2 separate regions of the Mus musculus genome follow, and region 1 is linked to region 2. The links are chromatin loops, found by intact Hi-C in ENCODE. Cell type or tissue: left cerebral cortex. All regions are shown on one strand. Links, peaks and the distances in the headings refer to the core of each region. The heading gives the core; the rest is flanking DNA.

What was found. Peaks named below come from ENCODE experiments on the same cell type or tissue, not always from the same donor. Only the 100,000 strongest peaks of a DNase experiment are listed, where the experiment ranks them.
Region 1: a loop joins it to region 2, with 1.8 times the contacts of the local background. A loop is called at or near these places in 1 of 42 quality-filtered maps.

The regions. Positions count from the first base shown.
Region 1 is chr3:28,463,329-28,470,872 of GRCm38, reverse strand. All of the region lies in intron 2 of Tnik (TRAF2 and NCK interacting kinase), which reads right to left. Among named protein-coding and RNA genes, the nearest start is that of Mir466q, 47 kb to the right of the region's middle. In left cerebral cortex, for the core only: no CTCF peak of the experiment used is centred there; a DNase peak (open chromatin) is centred at 3,564; H3K27ac peaks cover 990 bases.
Region 2 is chr3:28,519,070-28,526,613 of GRCm38, reverse strand. All of the region lies in intron 4 of Tnik (TRAF2 and NCK interacting kinase), which reads right to left. Among named protein-coding and RNA genes, the nearest start is that of Mir466q, 100 kb to the right of the region's middle. In left cerebral cortex, for the core only: no CTCF peak of the experiment used is centred there; DNase peaks (open chromatin) are centred at 1,860, 2,886 and 3,272; H3K27ac peaks cover 2,575 bases.

The DNA.
Region 1 (7,544 bases), core at 1,468-5,467, 56 kb after region 2:
CATCTTGCAGTGGCAAATTTCCAAAAAGGAAAAGGTCTTGCTAGGTAGCCAGCCAAGTGTCTATCTACCATACTGCTGCTCCAAAGGAGCTGAGACTAAACATGGTGTGCTCTAATGAGCCAGTAGACAACAGGAGTTCAAGCTGAAGTGCCAATGTCCTAGCAAAAGAGCGTCTCATACCATAGGCTCAAAACTGGAATGTGTGTTGTATGAATGTATGCATCTATGTATGTATGTATGTATGTATGTATGTATGTATGTATGTATGTATATATGTATGTATGTAGGTGTGTGTGTGTGTGTGTGTGTGTGTGTGTGTGTGTGTAGGGGTACTGTATGCACACATGTGAGTGCATGTGCATGCCAGAGGCCAATGCTGTGTTTCTTCTCAATTGCTCTTCCACCTTAATTTTTTGTGTATTTATTTTCACTCTATGTGCGTTGGTGTTTTGCCATCATGTATGTCTGTGTGAGGTTGTCTTGTCTTGGAGTTACAGACCATTGTGAGCTGCCATGTGGGTGCTGGGATTGGAACCTAGGTTCTCTGGATGCTGACATGCATGCTTTGGTCCTGATGCTTATGCAGCGAGCAGTTTACAAATTGAGGCACTTCTCCCAGCCTTAGCAAAATGGATGTTTTTATTTCCCATTTTTCAGATATGATGGCTGGCATTCAGCATTTCAGAGATATTGAGGGAGGGGACTAAAAAAGTCATCGTTTCAAAAAGGATTTTCAGTCCTTTCCAAGACCTCTATGGCTGTGAAATTTCCCTGTCTTTTGGAGTTACTGGCCCAGTATACACTGGTAACTGGTAGCATAGGGTGGGGTCCAGCCCCCGGGGGAACTAAGTGAAGGGGAGTAAAGTAGAATTATACAAATGCACCGAGACACAGTAAGACAGATGTTTACTAATATTGACACAGAAGACAAAAGAAGAGAGTTGAAGTTCCTAACTGGGCAAAAAGCAAAGTCTGTGTAGTGCTCAGGCTGGTGCCTATTCTGTGCATGGCTGTTCCAGGGCTTGCTTGAGACTTGCTTCTTCTTCGAGAGTTTATTTTGCATCTGCCTGATTCAGTATGTATAAAGACAGAAAGAAAACTGCCAGACATTCTTATACTATCAGACATTATTCAACAAATGGCCCCACCATTCCCAGAGCCAAGAGAAATTCTATCTAGCTAAGAAATGAAATAATGGAAACACAATCCATAAAGAAGATAATTAGGGCTGGAGAGGCTGGAGCTCAGTCCGTACACTGTTTGCCAAGCAAGCGTGAGGCCCTGAGTATGTGTCCCTCGCACCTGCATGAAAATAATAGAGTTGTAGTGTGTATCGTTAATGCTTGAGCTGGAGAGGTGGAGGTGGGACAAGAGGGAGCTGTCTCAAGAAACAAGGTAGACAGTACGTGAAGAACAGCACCCAAGGTTGACCTGTGGCCTTCATTTGCACGCCACATCACACACGCACATACACACACACACACACACACACACACACACACACACACCACACCACACAGTTGGGTATTTTTCTTTCTTTTTTCATGTATGTGTGTGTGTGTGTGTGTGTGTGTGTATAGTCACACAGAGTTACACCTAACCACATACACAATTTTAAAAACTTTCAAGGTCTCCCTTTAAAAACCATTAGCATTTGAACAACCTCAGTGATCTCCTCCAGGAATGGTAACACCATCCTTCCCTGATAGGAGTTGGGAGAGCATCTGTGTGTCAGATGTTCATACAATGGTTAATATCCTTGTTGCAGGAGCCCTCTGTTAACTGTGCTTCTATTTATCACAACACCGACCTTGAGCTGACTACCTGGAATGGAGAAGAACATTCAGATGGCAATTGGGGCATGCTAGACATGGCACATATGCCAGTACCCATTCCACTTACAAAATGTCCAGCTAAGGTTTCCAATAGCTGGGAATCTCCAGGGATACCAACTGGCTGTGTCACCCTCTCTGGAGGCATTAACTCTTCCTTCATCTTTGCCACCCATTTAAGCAGCAGCTGAGCTGGCACCATGAAATGGAGGCATTGCTACTCTTCCATCCTAACCTAGGCTCATCACGTTACACCAGCAGGGTGGATAGGACCCAGACTATAGACTGCTGAGGGGATACCTCCAAACATCTCTGACAACCACAAGCAATGGCTCCAGTTCTGGTTCCATGGCTGATGAATCTGATTCCCAAGGGAAGTGAGCCTGTTTGGGTTCCTGTACTCAGACTGTCCCTGGACACCACAGATGAATGCGTTTCCCTTATGCTTATATTCCAAGCATATTCTTCCGCTATTGTCTTCCTTTTTTTTTTCTTTTAAGCACAGCCATGATTGATATTTTTGTAATCTCATGAAGAATAATGGCAGCAAAATGAAAAGCATATGTGCTGTCTCCAGGAAGCCACGTGGGCAATAAAATATAGCTGAACCAAGGTTTGGTGGGTATAACTCTTAGTGTCCTTGGGAAACTAGAAGTGATTCTAAAAAATCTTTTGTGATTAATATTTTATTGAGAACTGTGGAGAAACAAAACAAAGAAAATGAACAATCCAGAAACCTTCAGCACCAATAAATAAGGATCCCTTAAAGACCAGTCTGGCTCACGAATGATGTTCTTACTGACAGGAGCAGCTGTCAGAGAGGAAGCGGCAATAGTGTTGTTCTCAGACACAGGAAGATGACTCACGTGTGGAGCCCTCTGGCTGGTTTCTGACTCCCCTCACCTATTTCCAAGGCCCCCTGTCCATCAAAGGAAGCTGAGCCAACAGGAAACCTGGATTCAAAATAACTACCTATAGCAACCGCACAAGCTATCTATGACACCATTAAAGGTGAGCCAAGTCTAGGCTTCTCTTGGCTGGGGTCAGCCAAGTGCCAAGTTACAACAGATTTCAAAGGAACTCCTTCCACCTCAGGCCCATTTATGGCTTCTCTCCACTTTTTTTTTTTTCCTAGGGAATCCATGCCTAGACATGTGCCCTTCTGCTGATTCAGCCTGGTTCTCAGGATTTCTCTTTCTGTTCTCTGGACTTTCTTGGGAACTCTGAGAGACTTGCCTATCTCCCTGGTATGGTTTCATGTAAAAACAATCAATGAAATGATCACAATCTCATTATGAGTTAATAATTACCTCTGTTTTCTCATTAGATGGTTTAGGAGCTTGGATGTTCTCTCTCCCTAGAAAAAAAGTAATTTACACAGCCACACGTGGGCACACTGACAAAAACTTGCCATTTGAGGTTGATTTCTCCTTTGGAATGTGTCATGGTGATCTATGTTAGTGACCATATATACACAGCTTATGGTCCTCAAATTGAGTGGCCATGTGCTTATAGAGAAGTGTGTGTATGTGTAGGAGGTGGTAAAGAAAGAACAGAGAGGGAAAGGAAGAGAATGAGGGAGGGAGGGAGAGATAGAGAGATAGACTATGGTACAGGGGCTTGCAGAATTAATGGCCTCTTTGTACTATGAGTTCTATGGAGCTAAATGGATCCACACTTCAGAAAACAAGAGAGTTAAACTTGGCTCACAGTGGTAGCTGTGCCATCTGGTTTCCAATGAGTTGTTTTTAGCTAAAATTTCAGTTAGATTCATTAAAACCTAAGACACTTTTGTGTTTGGTTTAAACAAATGGGCTCACACAGCCCATTTAGAAAGCTCAATAGAACTGCCTTCTATGTCTTTAGTGGGTAAAACACTTTACAAAATTCCTAGGGGTCAAATTGGATGTTTTTCCAAAGCCAAGTATTTAAAGATAATCTTGACAACTTCTCACCAAATAACTACACTTGCTGCTATTTTGCTGTCTTTGTTTTCAAATCTTTTCTGATACTGGGGGTTTATTTTACATAAGGTGTTTAAGGAAAAATCTAAGACCAATAAGAATAGATTACTTAAAAAGCTGACGAGTCATGCTTTACTGAGATCCAATCAGCTGTCCTTCCTTCTGCTTTCAAAGGCATGCAGAGTATATGCAAGACATTCTGGGAAGGGTAGAGACAGACACAGTAGGGAGAAGTTCATGGCTCACTTTAATGCTGGAGTGTGCAGCAATTAGCAAAGCCCCTGGCGCGGAGGAACTTTATCTTCTCCATCCCTCATTCCCATCCTTGAACAGCCCCTTCAGTTTTAGTTAATCTAAGGCAAACCCAGACACCTCTGCGGTGGTGAGGCCTGGCCAAGAGTGTCTTCAAAGCGCTCTCTGAGGTTAGAGTAGAGGCAGCAGATATAGCAGGAGTATTCACCACCATTGTCAGTACTGTGGCTGTGAGGAATTAGTCTCCCACATTTCTTCATAAAGAACTAGGAAAGAGGATCTGGGGAGATAGCTCAGTAGCTACAGAAGGATGTGGATTAGAGTTTGAACCCAGAATCCACAGAAGAAGGGAAAGAAAAAGCCAGACGTGGTAGCGCTCTATCAGAATTCCAATTTTGGGAAGGCAAAGTTAAGCAGGTCCATGATGATCACTACCCAACCAGCTTAACCTAATTGGCTAGCTCCCAGCCAATGACAGGCCCTGTTTCAGAACATGAGGTGGCACCAGTGAGAGAACTTTGCAGGTAAGAGCAACTGCCACCAAGCCTGATGACCTGATGATGATCCCCATTGTGGAAGAAGAAAATAAACTCTCACAGGTTGTCTTCTGACCTCCACACATGCATCCTGGCATGCTGGCATGCATGCATGTACATGCATGCATACTTGTGCATACACACACACACACACACTGTGTGTATGTGTGTGTGTGTGTGTGTGTGTGTGTGTGAGTGAGTGAGAGAGAGAGAGAGAGAGAGAGGGAGAGAGAGAGAGAGAGATATATTTTTAAAGTCGAGATGGAATGAGAACTAAGGTTGACCTTATGTGCATGTGGGCCCACATAGACAGGGACTCCTATAGGAACCAATACCCACATATACATGCACAGCATACAGACAGGGACTATGGAGAGAAACGAATATGGAGAATCATAGATTCTAGCAAATATCTTTACCAGACACAAATGAAAATTACAAGTCCTACCCAATTTGCCCTGTACCCAATGCTCGAGAGCAACAGTGGAGGCAAGTAGCTTGGCAGGCAGGCAGCTGTAGTTTTACTTTGAAATTCCATTAAATCGCAGCCGTCACAATTTTCTGTCAGTCTGCCCCTCTCCCCTTACACTGAGCCTGGAGCCTCATGTATGCTTTAAAACCATCTCTCATATTGCACCTCATTTTTACCTTTTAATATTAAACAGAGCCTCACTGAGTTTCTTGAGTATGTAAGATCACAAGCCTATACCACCAGGTAATCTTTTCATCCCTGGGAAGATGACAATTCAAAGGCCAATTAGGTATGTAATTGTTAAATTCTGAAAGTTACTGTCACGGACACTGTAGACCCCAGGGTCTACAGGAGGCCAAGCTGCAGGCTTTGTGTTTCTTCACTGGGCTAGAGAACCCAAAGCTCTGAAGTCTCTGGTAGTTACTGAGCACCGAATCCTGGATATTCGTTCCCTCTGAGCCTCAGACGCTCTCTGTGCTTGTTCCCCAGAGTTTGTGAACTGAGAAGCTCAGAGAATGGGGACAGGCATGTTTATTCAGGACTGAAGAGGCTAACCTGCTTATCCTCAGGTCCTTCTGTCACCCCAAGCACCAACACCATTAATGTTCACAAACTTACTTTTTTTTTCCCCGAGACAGGGTTTCTCTGTGTAGCTCTGGCTGTTCTGGAACTCACTTTGTAGACCAGGCTGGCCTTGAACTCAGAAATCCGCTTGCCTCTGCCTCCCAAGTGCTGGGATTAAAGGCATGCGCCACCATGCCTGGCCGCACAAACTTATTTCTTATTTGTGATATTTTTGTTTAAAAGTTTTTTGGTTTTGATTTGGGACACAATCATAGAAGCTTAGTTATTTTAAGAAAACACAAGTACATATTCTTAATATGACCCAGTTACTCTGGAGCAAAGTAATTTTCCACTTTCTCATCTCATTATATTACATCACAACCATTGGAGTATTTAACATCAGTACAAATGCATTCTACTCAAGGGCCATCTACTCAAAACCAACAGAACTTCTCATAAACTTTCCTAAAAGCAATCAGGGCTAGATAAACTCCAAGAAGAATCATCTGTATGATAATTAGATTCAATTGTTAACTCAGTATAACCTAGAATTCCCCAGGAAGAGAGGCTCTGTGAGGGACTATGTAAATTGGGTTGGCCTGTGGGCATGTCTGTGGGGAGGACTGTCTTGGATTCTCTTAGTTAAATTAATTGATATGAGAAGACCAAGCCCACTGCTGGTGGTACCATTCCTTAGGCAGGTGGTGTGTTGAATATGGATGTGACTATCTGCTCTAAGCAAGTCACTATGACTTCCTTCCTATAATAGGCTATACCTGGAAATGTTACAAGTTCAGTAGACATGGTCTCCTACAAGTTGCTTTTTGTCCCATGTTTAATCTCAGCTACAAAAAATGAAACTACAACACCATCTCTGAAGCAAGATGTTCTTAGACCACACTTAATAGTGTCTGTTCCATTATCTTTTCTAACTTTATTCAGAGACTCAGAATATTCAGCCAGAGGTGACTGGAGAAACCACTGACAGTTGAACCTCCCATTTGGCATAGGAACCTGAGGCTTAGATACTACAGTGCCTTTCTTAATTGGATCAATTTGGCCTAAGACCCTGATTTACAAACTAGAAATTCTCTCTCGAAAGGCAGTTGTTTCCTAACATTCTATTTCAAAGTAAATAAATGAATCTTAGGCCACAACACTTCATAAGAACATATCTTGCCATGGCAATGTTCTGAATACTTGTGTTGTCTCTTTTCGCCTCCTGTTCTGCATCGGACACACTGATACACCATTATGAATATCCAAGTAATACTGAGAGTGATAGTTACATTTAATTATCAGCCTGACACAATCTAGATTGTTGTGGAGTGTCAGTGAAGAACTTACAAGATTGGGTTATCCTCTAGGAATGTTGTGAGGGAATATCTAACTAGTTCAGGTAGGACGATACATGTGAATTGTGCATGGTACCATGTTCTCCACAGTTTTCCTCTTATTTACTTCAGTGAAGTATCACTAGTGGGGTCAATATCCCCACTGTGGTTCTGAAGACTCAAACCTAAGGCACGTGTAGGCCAGAAGCCATGCATGGCTGCTCCTGGACCTGTAATGGTGGATGAGTCCACGCAGGTTTCATATCTACCAGCTCTTTTCCTGTCTTGACGAGTTCAGTAGACTTTGAGGTGCTAAGTTCTTCCTGGTTCCACTGCGCCCTACTTTATAGTGCTTCCATGCTGTTAAAAACTATTTTAATTTTGTCAAGCTAAAAATTAGTAATCACCGTGACTTTTGTATCCTCTAAAGCTTCCAATCTTAAGAGTCTAATAGCTTCATTAAAGGAACTGAAGAAATGGACTTTGGAGTCCCTGCGTCTGTGAGTTTGTCAGCAGCTATGAATCCCAGTAGCTCTACCTTTGTGTAATCAGTGTATCTTCATTAATGATGTCACTAAAGTATAACTCTG
Region 2 (7,544 bases), core at 1,262-5,261:
CACTTATTTAGAACTTAATATGCTGGGCACTTAACAGCTTGCTGATTTACAAACAAAACAAAAAGTAAACAAAAATCTTTTGCATGACTCTCATCTCAGTTTTCTTTTTATTGTCTTTGGCCTTACCCAGAGTGAATACTCATTAAGGCATAAAAAACATCATCTTAGTAACTTTGTGACCTAGACACTGCATTAGTTACATGACCTGTTACAAAAGCGTGTTGTCTTACAGTTCAAAGCCATAGCCTATCACAGTGAGTAAGGCGAAGTGTGAGAAGATCGGAGCAGCTGGTTACATTGTATCCATAGTGAGGAAGCAGAGGAAGATGAAGGCTTTTGTTCCGCTAGATTTCTGCCTTTTGTTCACTCTGGGACCCCAGCTCATGGAATTGTCTCACCATAGTGGATAAGTCTTTTATATCAAGGAACTTAATCAAGATAACCCTTCACAAACATAGCCAGAGGCTAGCCTAGTCTCGATAGTACATCACTGACTTGGCCAGAGGATTTGCTCTTGGGTGATTCTAGATCCTATTAACATTTGGTCTGTTTTTTCCTTCCAGTCCCATGCTTCCAGAAATAAGAGTCTCAAAATGTCAATTGGCCATACAGCTAGGCTTTTCTCTGACTAGACCATAACTTAAAATAACCCATTTATTCTAGTCTACATTCTACCATGTGGCTGGTTACATGTGTTCAGATACCATGCATCTGTCTCGTCCTCACATCTTTCAGGGTAAATCTCCCACTGGGCAGTATCCCAGAATCCTTTCTGCCTCCTGATATCCCACCTCCTATTTCTTGCCTAAGCTATAGGCCATCATATTTTTCTTAGCAGGGGTCATATCCATACAGACATACAATATTCTGTCAACAAGATCCTATCAAGTTGACACTAAATGATAACCGCCATAGACATGTTCCCTAGCCAGGACTATCCCATCTCCACTCTGGTTAAATTGCTATGAATAAGCATCGGGGACCAGGAAGATGGCTCAGGGTTTGAAGTGTTTGTCATGCAAATACAAGGACCTGAGTTCCACACACAGCACCCAGATAAAACTGGGTATGCAACCTGTACTTGTGAGAGCAGTACTGGGCAGGCAGAGACAGGAAGATCTCCAGAGCTTGTCAGCTCAATAGTGTAACCTAATTGGCAACCTAACTGGTTAGAATAAGAGATGCCCCAACCTTTACACACACACACACAGACGACACACACACACACACACAGACACACACACACACACAGACATTCAGACACACACACACACACACACACACACACACACACACACATGGATAGCTCCTGAGGAAAACACCAGAGGTTAACATCCAGCATACGAGTGCTAACACACACACATATGCAGGTACATTGCACAAAAAAAGAACATGCATATATATAAACCATAGACATACAGACCTGATGTGAACGTTAGTTTCACTAACAAATGGAAAGCTGCCAGTAACCAGAACCCTCAAATATATATAGCTGACTGCCTCTTAGCATGACCACTCTGTCCTAGAGGTCATGTTCAATTGCGTGGTAATGTCACCGGGCAGAAGGAGCTTGAAAGGCAATGGGCATAGGTGCTTCTAGGGCCTCTGATGAAACAGTGCCAAGTCATTTTGCTCAAGTTTGTACCACAAAACAAAGAGACAGTCTACCCTCCAGACAACGTGTTGTTCCAAGGAAGGAGGCAGTAATGGAAGTGTCAGACAGGATACTGAAAGAAATCAGAGATTTAAAAATCATCAGTATCCTCTGAACAACTGGGTCAGAAACTATTCCTACCACTTGGGAAGAAAGAAAGGAGGCTAAATTGAATTCGGTGAGAGAAGTGTGCTTAAGCAGATGGGGACTGGCTTGGGGCCTGAAGGATGGATTCTAAAAAGAGCATGGTATAATGTGAATAGATTATAAAAATAAATGCTTGGATTACTTGAATAACTATGTCTGTCTAAGTAAAAAAGGTTGTTTTCTAAGAACTGAGTCCTGACACATTTCGCAATTCACATGGTTGATTGCTATAGATTTTTGCCAGTTGTCTATTACTATGAAACACAATATTGTTTCTTTGCAGTGTTGAGGTAGAAATATTACTTAGTAATGGAGTTTATGAGAAGCTCTAGTTCCAACATCTCTCTCTCCCCCCTCTCATGCACACATACACAGGCATGTATACAAACACATATGCACATGCATATACACATATGTATTCACACATGCACACATATGCAAACACACACGTGTATAACTTTTGCCAAGAATGTGCTTTATTCTCCACCTCTCCTAGATATGACAGAAGCATGGAGTCAGCCCTGATTTCAGTCTTCTTCACATGGCACAGAGCATAGGTCTTGGCAGAGAACCATGAAGTCCAACCACTTCATTTTACAACCTCAGTGACTTCTGAAGGTCAATTCTGAGATAATTTTCCAGATCCCGAGAGAATTCAGTCACTCGTTAGTTAATCAGCTCTAAGTTCCTATAGAAAGGAACAAAGTCTCAAGATGGCATTTTAATGTTGTAGGTCCTAAGTCAGAATGTCTGGACAGGAGCCTGTCCTTCTAAGATGATGCCAGTCAGTCACCCACAAGAATAAGTGACAATAAGTGGATCCTTTCTCTTTAGTGGGAAAGAGAGGGTCAGGCAGCAGGGCTGGGAACAGGATCAAGGGGTTGAGTTCTCCCTAGGATGAACCAAACCTCTGAAGAGACTAAGAAAAGTTTAGAAGCAACTTCCAAGAAATCCCAGCCCTGTAAAAAATCAGCCTAGTGACCTTGGAGGTTTAGAAAGCTCCGGGAGGAACGTGGTATTTTTATCTTGTGTGGTTGGGAAGAGCCACAGATCCCATCTGCATGATTTATGAAGGTGTGAACCAAACTCAAAATTCAGCAGCTTTGAAAGAAGTTGCTTCATTTGCCAGGGGTCGTTTAAATCTCACAATAGGAAATGCCTCCATACAGAAACACAAAAGCAAACTGAACAGCCTTGCATATTCAACTTTAAATGAGCATGTATTGAGGTTTAAAAAGAAAAAAAATTAATTTTTATTTTTAGACTGGAGAATTCTCAAACAAAGTATAAGTTATGCAAAGATAAAAGGACTGCCAAGTGTCCCCCACGCTGTCCACGAGGTTGCGGGCAGGCTTTTGCTCTGCTAGTAACAAAGGCATTTTGAATAATCCGAGCCAACTGGTATTTTTAGCAAGCAAAGCCTGCCTACAGACCAAGATCATGGGCTATCAGTCATCCATGTCCAAGCAGAGCCAGTGTGACAGCATCCATTTCACAAGCAGCTATGTGCGAACTCCTGGGTAATTTCCTTAGCAGGAGTGACTCATCACATACATATGAGCTCCACAGATTCCAACAAAGGAATTAACCTAAAGGGGAGAAGAAACATAGGCTGTGATAACAGCCCAGCCAGTGAAGTGCTTGCCCTGCAAGCACAAGGAACCAGATCCCTGGCTCCCACAGAAATACACAGGCAGGGGATACTGGAGGACCAGAGACAGGCAGATCCCTGGGACTCGCTGGCCAGCCAGCCTAACGTAATGAGCAAGCTTTAGGCCAATGAGTGGTCTTGTCTCAAAACTTAAGCTGTATGGGTCTTGTGGAATAATTCTTGGAATTGTCCTCTGGCCTCCACATATACCCCACCATAAATACATACGTTTTTACACATACACACAAACACATACCCACACACAAATGCACATGCATACACAGAAATAGTAAGTATGTATAATTCTGCATCTCAAAATATTAAACTCAAACAGAAAAAAAAATAGGAATTAGGAGTAAGGTTTTAGCCAGGTTAAAGGTAGGGAAAGTCAGGCTGGGGAAATGTCTCACTTTTCAATAATGGCACTTGACAAGCAGGCAAGAGGATATGACTTCAAATACCTAACACCCATGTAGACCTTAGGCTGCATGTAACAATATAATCCAAGCATTGGGTCACAGTCAGATAGGTGGATCATGGGTAACCACAAGTCAGGCATCTTCATCAAAAGGAGCATTGAGTCTGGAGAATAGACTTTGTCTTTAAAATATAATGTGGAAAGTAGACTGAGGAAGATAGCTAATGCCTTCCTCTGGCTTCTGCATGGATGGTCATATGTAGATGGACACACACTCATACACACTCAGTGCTCCCCACCACAAACAGAAAAAAACAAAAACCAGAACAAAGCTAAAAATCATAGGCTTTGCAAATTCACGGTAGAGTACCTTGACAGCCGAAGGTCCTGAGAAGCAAGGTGTGGACAAGAACCTTAGGTCAATGTTAATCTAAACCGAGAGCCAGGAGCTTCACAATCAGTTTTGAATACAGACAAAGTCATTCTTTTGTTAAGGCAAAAACCAGTGTAAACAATTTAAATGAAAGTTCTTGGGATTACAAAAAAAATTAGGTTTTCCATCTTGTCAGCAGCCCCACCCCCCACCCCAGTTCATAAATCCTGCACTAAGGGCAAGGCAGCAGCCTCTGCTCAGAGCCGTTCTCCTGACCATTTTAGACTCCCACACTTACAAAGTCCCACCTTCTTGGATTTCTGCTCTCAAGTAATGAGATTCATTTGTTTCCCTAGGACAGTGACTTAGTGTATGTCTACAAAGGAAGTTCTCTACTCATAAAAGCAACAACCAGTGATGGAAATGAGTTTCTTTTCAAGGGGAAAGGCTCATTTTTTTTTTTTTTTTTTTAGATATTTACACAATATTTTCAGCATATTTATTAAAGATAGGATAAACAGCCAGAAATTATTTTTAGTACATATATTTAAGGTAAATAGCAATTTCATGTGATGTAGATTCCATCCATTTTATAGGGTTAGCCATTGAGAGTTATTTGAAACAAAAACATCATTTATTAATGAATCTGCTATCTTTCCCTCAAACCATATAATGTTTGGTGCAAAATAAGCATCCAGTAAATATTTGTTATATTTGTTGAATTATCAAATGAATGAATAAAAGCATGAATAAGTAAAACGATTGATTTATAGTCTCCCATGTTTAATATCTGAAAGGGTAGCACTAATTTCTTTCTCAATGTTAATATATTCTTGGATTTATAGGAATGTATGCAAGCATATGTTCTTTTTTTTTAAACAGTGGGCTGTTGTTGAAAACTTCAACTGGTTTTGTTCTGTTTTTCAGATTTACAGCATTCATAAAATAAAGTGTCATGAGGCATAAAATTTCCTTTTGTGATGACTAAAGAAAGGTATATATTGAAATAAAATGGGGTTTGAAGAGGGTTTGAAGAGGGACAGAAATTATTTAGACTTAATCAAAAGGATCTTACGTTGTACTGTTTAAAATAAGAATTTCTAGTCACTATCTGAGAATCTCTAATGTGATTCTTTTTTTATTAGATATTTGCTTTACTTACATTTCAAATGTTATCCCCTTTCCTAGTTTCCCCTCCAAAAAACTCCTCCCCTGTCCTCCCTCCCCCTGCTCCTCAACCCACCCTGCTGCAGATCCTCTGGGTCCCTTTGTCTGCATGGAATGAGTTTCTGGGGCAGGTGGGCAAGGCATTAGCCAGTGACAGACAGATCAACATGTGAGATTGTGTAGAACCTGAATGTATTCTCACAAAGTGAATACCAGTTTTATATAGTACAGAAAATATATGGGGTTGGAAGTCACAGCAGGCAAGGTACATTGAAGTTACCTGATACAAAACAAAGGAATGACTACAAAGGGACTTACAGGAACCAGGTAAATGTTTACAGTAAAGATAAAGCAGTCCTGCCTAGGGTCAGCTTAGTGACAGGTAAGGATTTCACACTCTAGTGCTATACCTTTGAACCTTGAGAAGGCTAGCACCAGGGGGTTCTGCTCTTGGCAGGCCTCATGAATAATGCAATATCACAACTCCCCTATCTCCTAGGCCTTGCTAAATTCTTTTTTTTTTTTTTTCCATTTTTTATTAGGTATTTAGCTCATTTACATTTCCAATGCTATACCAAAAGTCCCCCTTACCCACCCACCCCCACTCCCCTACCCACCCACTCCCCCCCTTTGGCCCTGGCGTTCCCCTGTACCGGGGCACACAAAGTCTGCGTGTCCAATGGGCCTCTCTTTCCAGTGATGGCCGACTAGGCCATCTTTTGATACATATGCAGCTAGAGTCAAGAGCTCAGGGGTACTGGTTAGTTCATAATGTTTTTCCACCTATAGGGTTGAAGATCCCTTTAGCTCCTTGGATACTTTCTCTAGCTCCTCCATTGGGAGCCCTGTGATCCATCCATTAGCTGACTGTGAGCATCCACTTCTGTGTTTGCTAGGCCCCGGCATAGTCTCACAAGAGACAGCTACATCTGGGTCCTTTCGATAAAATCTTGCTAGTATATGCAATGGTGTCAGCGTTTGGATGCTGATTATGGGGTGGATCCCTGGATATGGCAGTCTCTACATGGTCCATCCTTTCATCTCAGCTCCAAACTTTGTTTCTGTAACTCCTTCCATGGGTGTTTTGTTCCCACTTCTAAGGAGGGGCATAGTGTCCACACTTCAGTCTTCATTTTTCTTGAGTTTCATGTGTTTAGGAAATTGTATCTTATATCGTGGGTATCCTAGGTTTTGGGCTAGTATCCACTTATCAGTGAGTACATATTGTGTGAGTTCCTTTGTGATTGTGTTACCTCACTCAGGATGATGCTCTCCAGGTCCATCCATTTGGCTAGGAATTTCATAAATTCATTCTTTTTAATAGCTGAGTAGTACTCCATTGTGTAGATGTACCACATTTTCTGTATCCATTCCTCTGTTGAGGGGCATCTGGGTTCTTTCCAGTTTCTGGCTATTATAAATAAGGCTGCTATGAACATAGTGGAGCATGTGTCCTTCTTACCAGTTGGGGCTTCTTCTGGATATATGCCCAGGAGAGGTATTGCTGGATCCTCCGGTAGTACTATGTCCAATTTTCTGAGGAACCGCCAGACTGATTTCCAGAGTGGTTGTACAAGCCTGCAATCCCACCAACAATGGAGGAGTGTTCCTCTTTCTCCACATCCTCGCCAGCATCTGCTGTCACCTGAATTTTTGATCTTAGCCATTCTCACTGGTGTGAGGTGGAATCTCAGGGTTGTTTTGATTTGCATTTCCCTGATGATTAAGGATGTTGAACATTTTTTCAGGTGCTTCTCTGCCATTCGGTATTCCTCAGGTGAGAATTCTTTGTTCAGTTCTGAGCCCCATTTTTTAAGGGGGTTATTTGATTTTCTGAGGTCCACCTTCTTGAGTTCTTTATATATGTTGGATATTAGTCCCCTATCTGATTTAGGATAGGTAAAGATCCTTTCCCAGTCTGTTGGTGGTCTTTTTGTCTTATAGACAGTGTCTTTTGCCTTGCAGAAACTTTGGAGTTTCATTAGGTCCCATTTGTCAATTCTCGATCTTACAGCACAAGCCATTGCTGTTCTGTTCAGGAATTTTTCCCCTGTGCCCATATCTTCAAGGCTTTTCCCCACTTTCTCCTCTATAAGTTTCAGTGTCTCTGGTTTTATGTGAAGTTCCTTGATCC